2 separate regions of the Mus musculus genome follow, and region 2 is linked to region 1. A link is a loop called in an ENCODE intact Hi-C map of the cell type or tissue named here. Cell type or tissue: heart. All regions are shown on one strand.

Region 1 (5,000 bases):
AAGAGTAAGAAAAAGTTGAGTCCAGCTTCCATCTCATGCCTGTTACTTATAGACCCCATTATCACGGGGTCTGCTTTAGTTCCCAAGGATCAGGCTGCCTGGGCCTGCAGCACCTAGCATTTTCCGTCCCGGTGCGCTGGCTGACTACAGCTCCACTGAAGGAACAGAAGAAAGCCATCCTTACCCCACCCTCAGGAAGCCCACACTGACAAGAAACCCACCGATCCTTGTTACAAAACTCTTTACACTTCTGAATACCGAGATACTTTCTGTACCGAGATGCCCCTGAACGTCCTGGTAGGGTGAACGCTCTAGAACAGCATACCAGGCTCCAAGTCAATAGCTCCCAACACTAACAGACACTGGAAAGCCCAGGGACACCATAGTGGCTCCCACTGATCTGCACGCGTCACCGCCGCCCCCAGTACGCTCTAACCTCCCACTGCTGCACTCATGTCAACTCTGCAGAGCTGGATCCAAGAACACAGACTCTATCTACACTGAGCCGGACCTCTGCCGCCCCGCAGGACTTACAGAACTGTCTCCCTTCTTCGGAGCAGAAGGCTTCCTGGGGAACAGGATGAGCTTGGAGCGGTACTCCTTCAGGCGCTGCACGTTGGCCTGCAGTGACTCCGTGGACTTGTTTCGCCTCCTCGGGTCCACAGAGATGCCGATGGTGCGAGCCACTTTCTTGTGGATGCCAGCCACCTGTTCAGAAACAGAAACTGGTCACCCACCTCGCAGTCACCCCACCCCAAGCCGGCCCTGCCGAGAAAACTCGGTGTCATCAGATGGAAAAGGGTTCAAAAGTACTTTCATCAAGTCAGTACAGCGATTCCGGAGAATGTCATCATTCCACCGAGCCCGAGGGACCTGCCAAGGGACCTCGCCCTGCCGCACTCACCCTGAGCTCCTCCAGGCTGAAGCCCCTGCCAGCCCGGACCTTGGTGTGGTATCTCACTGTAGGGCACCTCACGATGGGCCTGATGGGGCCGGACGCGGGGCGAGGGGCGATGCGACGCGCTTTCGCCTGCCGGGCCTTGCGCCTGCAGGAAAAGCACAGCCGTCACCTCCTGCCCCACGCGCGTCCCCGCCCTGGAGCCCACGCGAGCCACGCGCGATCTATACCTGCGGATCTTGCGCGCCGGCTGGTTGAACCAAGTGTCCACTCGCTGCTGCCAATCCTTGTGGAAGTGGGGCTTCAGTATCATGCCATTCCGGCTGGGCGCCATGGCTGCCTAAGGCCGCGAGGGAGAGGAGGGCGGCGAGTCAAGGCCAGGGTCCCCAACCCCGTCCCGGGTCCTCCCGCCCCTGCCCTGGCTCCGTGCTGTCGGCGCCCGGGCTCCTCCATGGCTGTCCGTGCGGCCTCTCTTCGCCGATGACAGCGGATGGAGGGCGATGGAGCCCGATGGACCACGATGGGACCGGCGGCGGCAGAGACTCACCTCCTATACAGGAGAACGGCCGAGCGGAAAGGACCGGGCACCGCAAAGCACCCTGGGCTTGTAGGGAGTCCGGCCAATCTCAAACGCCAATCAAAATCAGGCGAAAGGGAAGTGACGTCACGCGAACCCGCCCGCCGGCGGACCATCGCCTTTCTAGCCGTCGGGTTGGTTATTCTCGCTGGTTCCTAACTTCGCAGTGTGGGTATCTCCGGCGTGCTCAGGGGCGCACCTATGAATTAAACCCCTAAAACTCTTTCTCCCTCCTAGATCCAGTGTTTTTTCCCCGTCCACCCAGGAAAATTTATTATAGATTTGCCTGGAATTTATGTTTCCCCAGAACTGAAGCACGCACCCCCATTCCAGACTTCCCCCCCCACTTTAAGATTTTTATTTATTTTTACTTTATTTGTATGAGTGTCTCCCTGGTTTCATGGCTGTGCGTCGGATCCCCTACTACCGGAGTTCCTGGGTGCTGAGAATTGAACTTCTGAAACAGCAAGCAGCCAGTGATCGTAACTACTGAGTCATTTCTCCAGCCCCAAACTCCCCCATTTACTTAGATAACTCCTTTAGCCCTGACTTAACTCCTCGGGGGGAAATCAGGTGTGACGAAATACAATACTGAATTCCTACCCACAGTAGCAGCGACAACAAAACAGCCAAGGCATACACTGGTCCTACACCTGTATGCCTATAACCTTTTTTCACTCCTCATTCCCAATTACCAGGTTTCTTCCTGATCAAAATTCCACTACAGAAGCTGTAGAAATGGCTCAGTAATTAAGAGGGCTATAAATTTAAAAATCCACATTATACCCGGGCCAGATATCACAGGACCATAATCATAATTCATCTAGAAAATGAGACAGGACAATAGCAATTTCAATGCTTTTTGAGCAACTTAAACCCTCTTTTCTTTTTTTTCTTCTCCTTTTTTTTTAAGATTTATTTTATTTATGTAAGTACACTGTAGCTGTCTTCAGACACACCAGAAGAGGGCATCAGACTCCATTACCGATGGTTGTGAGCCACCATGTAGTTGCTGGGAGTTGAACTCAGGACCTTTGGAAGAGCAGTCCGTGCTCTTAACCGCTGAACCATCTCTCCAGCCCAACCCTCTTTTCAAAATTAAAAAGGAAGGGCTGGCAAGACAGCTTAGAGGGTTGAAGGTACTTGCTGCCATTTTATTCCTGGGACCCACATGGTAGAAGAGAACCAAGCTCTACATGCTGAGCTCATCCATGATATATATATATTTTCTCTGTCTCTCTCTCACACACACACACACAAACACACACACACACATACCACACACGCGTGCGCGCGCGAAAATAATGTCATAATGAAGCAGGCTGAGGATGTAATTCTTGCCTATTGGATGAGAGGCTAAATTCAATCCTCAGTAGGGGGGAGCCATTTTTTTTGAGTGTGGGTGAAAAGGCCAGAAATTGATGTTGAACCATCTTCCCAGCCCAGAGAAAATGTCTGTGGAAGGAATGCCCAGATTCAAGGTGCACTTCTTTGAAACAGTGTTTTCTCAGACCTCTTTTGACATTCCCAAGTATCTGTCTCTTTCTACTCTCAAAGATGACATCCATGTCCACCACCAGCTTTTCGTTCAGGATGGACACGCTGCACCGGCACCTGAGTTCCAGCTCAAGCTGCAGTGCTGCGTGACATTGGTGGGCGTTAGAGCTCTGAAACTGCAACACTGCTTAGAATCAAATTAGGGGAGGGAAGGGAGGTTGTGATCTGAATTGTTCTCTGTTGCACAGGGTGGACACAGAAGGGAACAGTTATGCAAAGATGAGGCTAAGGCGGTTGTTCCTGCTCTAGCTTGAGCGCCAGTTCCTGGTCTCCTGGGCAGAGAACTCTGCAAACACCATTCCACCGGAAAGCTTCCTGGTGCCTGAGGCCGTGCTGTGCACGGGCTTGCATTCCTTTGCATGACTAGACTTAGCAGCTTATGGCTGTGGCCTGCTCTTCATTTTCCGGCAAGCTGCTCCAGGAACCCCTCCCTTCCCTGTGGGTACTTACTGAATTCTGGGTGTTTGGGAGTGTCAGAAAACTCTTGCCTAATCCCTCACCACATCTTTTCTTTTTTTTTTTTTTTTTTTTTTGGTTTTTCGAGACAAGGTTTCTCTGTGTAGCCCTGGCGGTCCTGGCTCACTCTGTAGACCAGACTGGCCTGGAACTCAGAGATCCACCTGCCTCTGCCAGTAATAAACTTTCTTCCATTCATAATCTGGAACTCTTTTAGTCACATAACCTTGATTTTTTGATTTTTAAAGATTATTAACTTAGGGCTGGAGAAATGGCTCAGTGGTTAAAAGCACTGACTGCTCTTCCAGAGGTCTCGGGTTCAATTCCCAGCAACCACATGGTGGCTCACAACCATTTGTAATGGGATCTGATGCCTTTTTCTGGTGTGTCTGAAGACAGCGACAGTGTATGCACACACATTAAAGAAATCTTTTTTGTTTTTTAAAAAAGGATTACTAACTTACTATTTATGTGTGTGAGCCTGCAGGAGTTGTGTGTGCCGAGCTCAGAGGCCAGAAGAGCACTGGATCCCTCACTAAGTGCTCCTTTTTTTTTTTCTTTTTTGTTTTTTCGAGACAGGGTTTCTCTGTGTAGCCCTGGCTGTCCTGGAACCCACTCTGTAGACCAGGCTGGCTTTGAACTCAGAAATCTGCCTGCCTCTGCCTCCAGAGTGCTGGGATTAAAGGTGTGTGCCACCACTGCCTGGCTCTTCACCACTAAGCCACACCTTTTATCAAGTGGCACAGTGTTTCTGGATTTGGTGGTACACACAGCCCAGCACCCAGAAGAGAGAAAGAAGAGGATCACTGCAAGCTTCATGACAGCCAGAGCTCCATAACCAGGACCTGACCATCAAAAAAAAACAAAACAAAAACAAAAAGTAGGGCTAAGAAGACAGTTCAGTGTTTAAGAGCATTTACTTGTTCTTGCAAAGGGCCTGCGTTTGATGACCAACACCAACAAGGTGGTCACAGCCATAGCTGAAGTTCTAGGGGATCCAGTGTTCTCGTCTGACCTCTAAGCATTTGCATAGTCTACCAAGCATATACATGTGATATATATACATACCAAGCATATACGTGTGGTATATATATATACACGCATGAAGGCCAAACATTTATACACAATACTAAAAAAAAAAAATCTGTCAAGCGGTGGTGGCGCACACCTTTAATCCCAGCACTTGGGAGGCAGAGGCAGGCAGATTTTTGAGTTGAGGCCAGCCTGGTCTACAAAGTGAGTTCCAGGACAGCCAGGGCTATACAGAGAAACCCTGTCTTGAAAAACCAAAAAAAAAAAAAAAAAAAAAGAGTTCTTGAAACATTAAATAGTGCTCACAAACATTAAAATTAAACCTAATACTGCTGCTTGACATCTTTTGTTTACTAAGGCTTTGAAATTAAAGTTTTTAAAATAAAAATCTATAAAAAGAAAAATTATATGCATACAAAAGGTAGGCAGATTGGACTGTTTCAATGGTGAACAGTTTTTACATTTATTTATTATTAGTCT
Region 2 (5,000 bases), 270 kb after region 1:
TGGGCTGGAGAGATGGATCAGCAGTTAAGAGCACTGGCTGTTCTTCCAGAGGTCCTGAGTTCAAATCCCAGCAACCACATGGTGGCTCACAACCACCTGTAATGGGATTCGATGCCATCATCTGGTGTGTCTGAAGACAGCGACAACATATTCATATACATAAAATAAATAAACAAATCTTATTTATAAATCGTATTAATAATTCTTTAAAAATGGTTATGTTTAAAAAAATAAATAAAATCTATTTACAGCCAACCCGCAGGTCGGCCTATCCTTTCTAAGAGCTATCGCTATTTCTTATAAAATTTGTCAAACTTCTAATCCCACCCCAGGCACAGGGATCTTTCTTTACCTGCTCTTTAAGCTGGGAGATTCCTCCCTGAGATGGCCCGTGGCTGGCCTTCACCCATGTGCCCACCATTGGACATTTCAAACGCCTTTTAGCTTCGGTACACGCATTTTCAGAGTGGGTGGAGGCTTTCCCCACCTCTGAGGTCACAGGTTGTCTCCAGTCTTCCCAGGGAGATCATCCTGTTTCAGAGATCCCACCTCCCTTCAATCAGACAGAGGCCTCAAATTTACCTCTCAAATCTTCAGCTTAAAGCCCTTAGCAGAGCATAGCATAGCATAGCATAGCAGAGCAGAGCAGAGCAGAGCAGAGCATAGCGTTTCCTTGTCCCCAGGTAAGGTGCAATAAGCCAGTTGCTTTCTCCTAAAAACATCCTTATCACGCTCTCTCAGGAGCTCCATGTAGGGCAGGGGCGTGGGGTGGGGTGACCCTTACCTTTAATCCCAGCATTTGGGAGGCAGAGGCAGAGGCAGGTGGATCTCTGTGAGTTCGAGGCTCTGGTCTACAGAATGAGTTCTAGGACAGCCATGGCTGCACAGAGAAACCCTGTCTCCAGGAGACCTCCACGTAGATTGGATAAAACTCCTGCCATTGTCTCTCCTCCAACCCCACCCCCCTTTCAGACTCATTCATGGGTGGCCGACTGTGCCTCCTGGCTGCACGTCCCAGCTACCTCTCCAGCCACCTTTTCTCCACCTTGTTTAGGCCGTCTCTGTGCTCTCCTCTGGAATTTCACCCATCAGCAATCGCCTCAACCTCTTTGGAAGGACAGCATAAACCCCATTTGTCTCCATGTAAGGACCAGGCCTGATTTCGAAAAAAGGCCATAAGGCGCCAGCTCCAGGAACAGACCGTAAAATCCAGAACAAGACCATAACCCCCTCTCAAAGAACAGCCCGGGGATAACGGCACACATGGGGAAATATCTTATCTTGGAATGGGCCACCTGTGCTGGGCAGCCCTATCTGATCCTATGGTTAAACATTCATGACAGGAATGCAGGCCACTGACCTCCAGGACCCGCCAATGAAATTTTAGATTACCTAATCCTTTTTTTTTTTTTTTTTAAATCAATCCTTGGCCGCCCTCTTCTTGATGAACTTGAGTGTGCGCTTGTCCTGGGACACCTTGAACAACTCCATGGCGCGCCGCACATAGGGTGCGAAGCCGCACACCTCTGGGATCTTGTTCCCCCACGTACGAACTTGGTGAGCTTGGTGAGGCACCTGCAGCACCGGCTGTGTCTCGGCTTGCTGACATTCCTCGTCACCTCGTGGCCCTTGTTGAGGCCCACGGCCATGGGGTAGCGCAGGACCATGGCTGCTGTTCTCCGATGGCAGCCGGGACAGTAAACTAGATTACCTAATCCCCTACCTTTTCTTTTTCCACCCGCTCTTACTCCCTCTCATCGGCAGCGCACTATGGAGACTTGAGGTGTAAGGGACGTAGGCTCAGCTGTCCCTTCACCTGCTTGGCAGGGTTTCTGAGGCTCACCAGCAGGCCATCACCACTAAGCCTAAATCAACTTCTAAGACACCTGTCCCTGTGGCTGCTTTCTCTATGACCAAACTAGAGATTACTGTCGGTATTGGCCAGAGATTTATGGAGGAGACGTGGTGGACATTCAGTGTGGTCATTTGAACCCCATAGACTTGTGTTTGAACGTGTGACCCCTAGGGAGTAGCACTATTAGGAGGTGTGGCCTTGTTAGAGGAGGTGTGGCCTTGTTGGAGGAAGCGTTTCACCATGGAGGCTGGCTTTAAGGCCTCATATATGCTCAAGTTATGCCCATTGTGACACAGAGTCTCCTTCTGCTGCCATGGATCAAAATGTAGAACTCTCAGCTCCTTCTCCAGCACCACATGTACCTGCGTGCTGCCATGCTTCCTGCCATGATGATAACTCTGAACTGTAAGCTAGCACCAATTTAGTGTTTTCCTTTATAAGAATTGCTGTGGTCACAGTGTCTGTTCACAGCAATAGGAACCCTAAATAACTCAGGAAGCTTCAGGAAGTCCCTAAAACAGACTAGATTCACCAGGCCCATCCATGCCAGAGTAAGCAATAGAAACCGAGATTCCCTCTGCAGAAGAGCAGAACCAAGCTCCAAAGACTCTTAACGCAGACCAGCTGCCCGGAAGAAGCAGAAACCAGCAGAGCTGCCTGGCAGAGGGTTAGAGCACAGACTGGAAAGGACACCTCCAACCTGTCGTGCTGCCTGCAGGCTGTGCAGTGCTCTCGAGGCTCCCAGCTCTGTGAGCTGTCACCCATGCTGCCGTGAGCCTTGGTGATACAACTGTCTTTGAGTAATTTCTGCTCCTGTAAGAAACACCAATAAAACCCACTGGCTCCCCAAGTTGGGCTTTCCTGGTATCTGTACTTGGGTCTGTTGGGGGTCGGGGGGATGGGTGAATAGACATGTGGAATGTCTCCCCAGGAAATTTTGTTACACAACAGGGCCAGACCTTAAGTGGAAAAGGGTGCAGGGGGGCAAATCAGGAAGGCACATGAGCCCCGACCTGGGGGGGGGGGTGGGCGTGGGGTGGCTCCTATAGAAGGTTTTCTGGCTCTTTAAGCACCTCCCAGGGACAGAGGAGTCTATCTATAGAGGTATTATATTGAGATGCCCCATCCAGTGCCAAGGGCTCTGTCTGCCCCCTGCTGGTGACAGGATGTACTTACTGCACGATGTTCCACAGCCTTCAGGCCCCATAATGGGCAATGTGGTCCAGAAGCTCTCAAGAGCACACAGGAAAAGAACAGTCGCTTGCAGTCAGGTGATCGCGGTGGCGCACGCCTTTAATCCTAGCACTGGGGAGGCAGAGGCAGGTGGATCTCTGAGTTCAAGGCCAGCCTGGTCTACAGAGTGAGTTTCCTGGGGAGACAGTACAGATGTCTACTCATCCGATAGGGGGCTCATGACAGACCAAGTACGGCTACACTGAAAAACCCTGGCTGGAAAAATAAAAAAACCAACAAAAACCACCACCAACAACTGTGGCCACCTTGTGCTGACTGGGGATCAACTGCACTTCAAAACTCCCTCAGCCTCGCTAGGCTTCCCGGGCACTGATGCTGACACACCCAGGCAGACCCACAGGACGATACCTGTGGTAGTTTTCTCTGAGCTGCTGTCCTACCAGTCACTGAGAGAAAACATGGTCAAAGCCTAAAGCAGGAACTGGGAGTCAGCAACCGAAGCACAGAGGAACACTGCCTACCCTCTGGCTTGCTCAGCTACTTTCTTACATAGCCCAGGCTCATCTGGGCTAGGGATGGCTCCGCCCACAGTGGGCGGGCTCTCCTACATTAATGAGCAATTAAGACAATGTCTCTCAGGCGTATCCACTGGCACATCTGATGGAGGCAATTCCTCAAACAGATCCCCTCTTCCCAGATAACTCCAGTTTTGTCTTAAGTGGACAAGACCCAGCACAGTGTGCGCCGAGCCACTGAGGGCCAGCGTTACTTCGGAGCTCGCAGTGTGCTGTTTGAGGTGGATCTATGCAGTGAGTGTGGAATGCTTCCCTCCTTAGTAAAGCAGCAAATGAGGATTGGCTCACGGTGCTGAGATCTGGTTCCTGGCCTGAGCCTTTCTCACAGACACCTCACGGCCTGTTATCGCCTGCTCGTCGCCCACCTGGGCCGGCTCCGGCCCCTCCGGCAATATGCCAAGTATGAGGTTAAACCACAGGCCAGGCACTGGCTCAGTGTGTGTAAACTCATCACCTATAATGCAAGCCTGCTCAGGGAGGAGACCAGTCCTTTGTGAACAGGCAGAGTTTGAGAGCAACAGCGTGATCTTCCCACAAAGGAAGGGCCTGGTGCAACCTGGAGGTGGCCAGAAGCGGCCCAGCCCCTCGGCTGCCCTACCTCTAAACTCCCTGGCTCTAGAAATACTGTCCTACAGTAACACTCAGTGGTGACTTCAGCACACAGATGGCCCTCGAGGTGTCCCACCCTCAAACTTTTATCACTATAAGCACCTTCCTGAGCGACCCCAAGTCCAGACCTTAACTCTGAAAGCTGGAAGGGAACACGAGATCTCCCCAGCAGCCCTGCCCTGGGTGGGCTGCGCCACAGTCACCCAGTACCATCAAAGAGTTCCAGTTCTATCTACTGAAAACGTCCCTCTTCCTGTACCCAACCCTCGACTTCTTAGCAGGTATTAGGAAAGTCCCACTGACAGACTCTTGACTTGACCCACGAAACAGTAGCCACTAATCGTGTATGGCCACTTGGGTTATGAAAAACTCACACCCTCAATCAAGCCAGACGTAAGTATGTGCATGACCGGTGGATTACATGTTGGATGCAGCTGGGCGTGGTGGCGCACACCTTAAATCCCAGCACTCGGGAGGCAGAGGCAGGCGGATTTCTGAGTTCGAGGCCAGCCTGGTCTACAAAGTGAGTTCCAGGACAGCCAGGGCTATACAGAGAAACCCTGTCTCGAAAAACAAAAAACAAAAACAAACATGTTGGATGCTACAAAGACAGGGGCGTTCCTTTCAACAGAAATCTCTCTCCAGATGTATGAGAGAATCTTCATCCTGTTCTTCAGTCTGGCTCAGTTTTGCTGTTAGATAACACTGCTGCCTTAGCTTGGTGGCCTCTATAATGTTTCATAAAAAGGCTTAAAGACACAATTTTA

The links. A loop is a pair of places that touch in the nucleus more often than their neighbours do. Peaks named below come from ENCODE experiments on the same cell type or tissue, not always from the same donor. Only the 100,000 strongest peaks of a DNase experiment are listed, where the experiment ranks them.
Region 2: a loop joins it to region 1, with 2.6 times the contacts of the local background. A loop is called at or near these places in 5 of 42 quality-filtered maps.

What each region holds. Positions count from the first base shown.
Region 1 is chr8:123,098,891-123,103,890 of GRCm38, reverse strand. It overlaps Rpl13 (ribosomal protein L13), which reads right to left and starts at 1,541. Exons shown (of 6, transcript NM_016738.5): 1 at 1,446-1,541; 2 at 1,129-1,238; 3 at 905-1,046; 4 at 535-708. The coding sequence starts at 1,232. Snord68 (small nucleolar RNA, C/D box 68) reads right to left here and starts at 833; the gene lies at 786-833. In heart, a CTCF peak has its summit at 2,439 (motif pointing right); a DNase peak (open chromatin) is centred at 1,520; H3K4me3 peaks cover 2,286 bases; H3K27ac peaks cover 2,619 bases.
Region 2 is chr8:122,833,218-122,838,217 of GRCm38, reverse strand. Gm35466 (a long non-coding RNA gene) reads right to left here. Exons shown (of 3, transcript XR_388150.3): 2 at 3,032-3,160; 3 at 185-2,668. Among named protein-coding and RNA genes, the nearest start is that of Gm35466, 12 kb to the right of the region's middle. In heart, a CTCF peak has its summit at 3,015 (motif pointing left); a DNase peak (open chromatin) is centred at 3,017.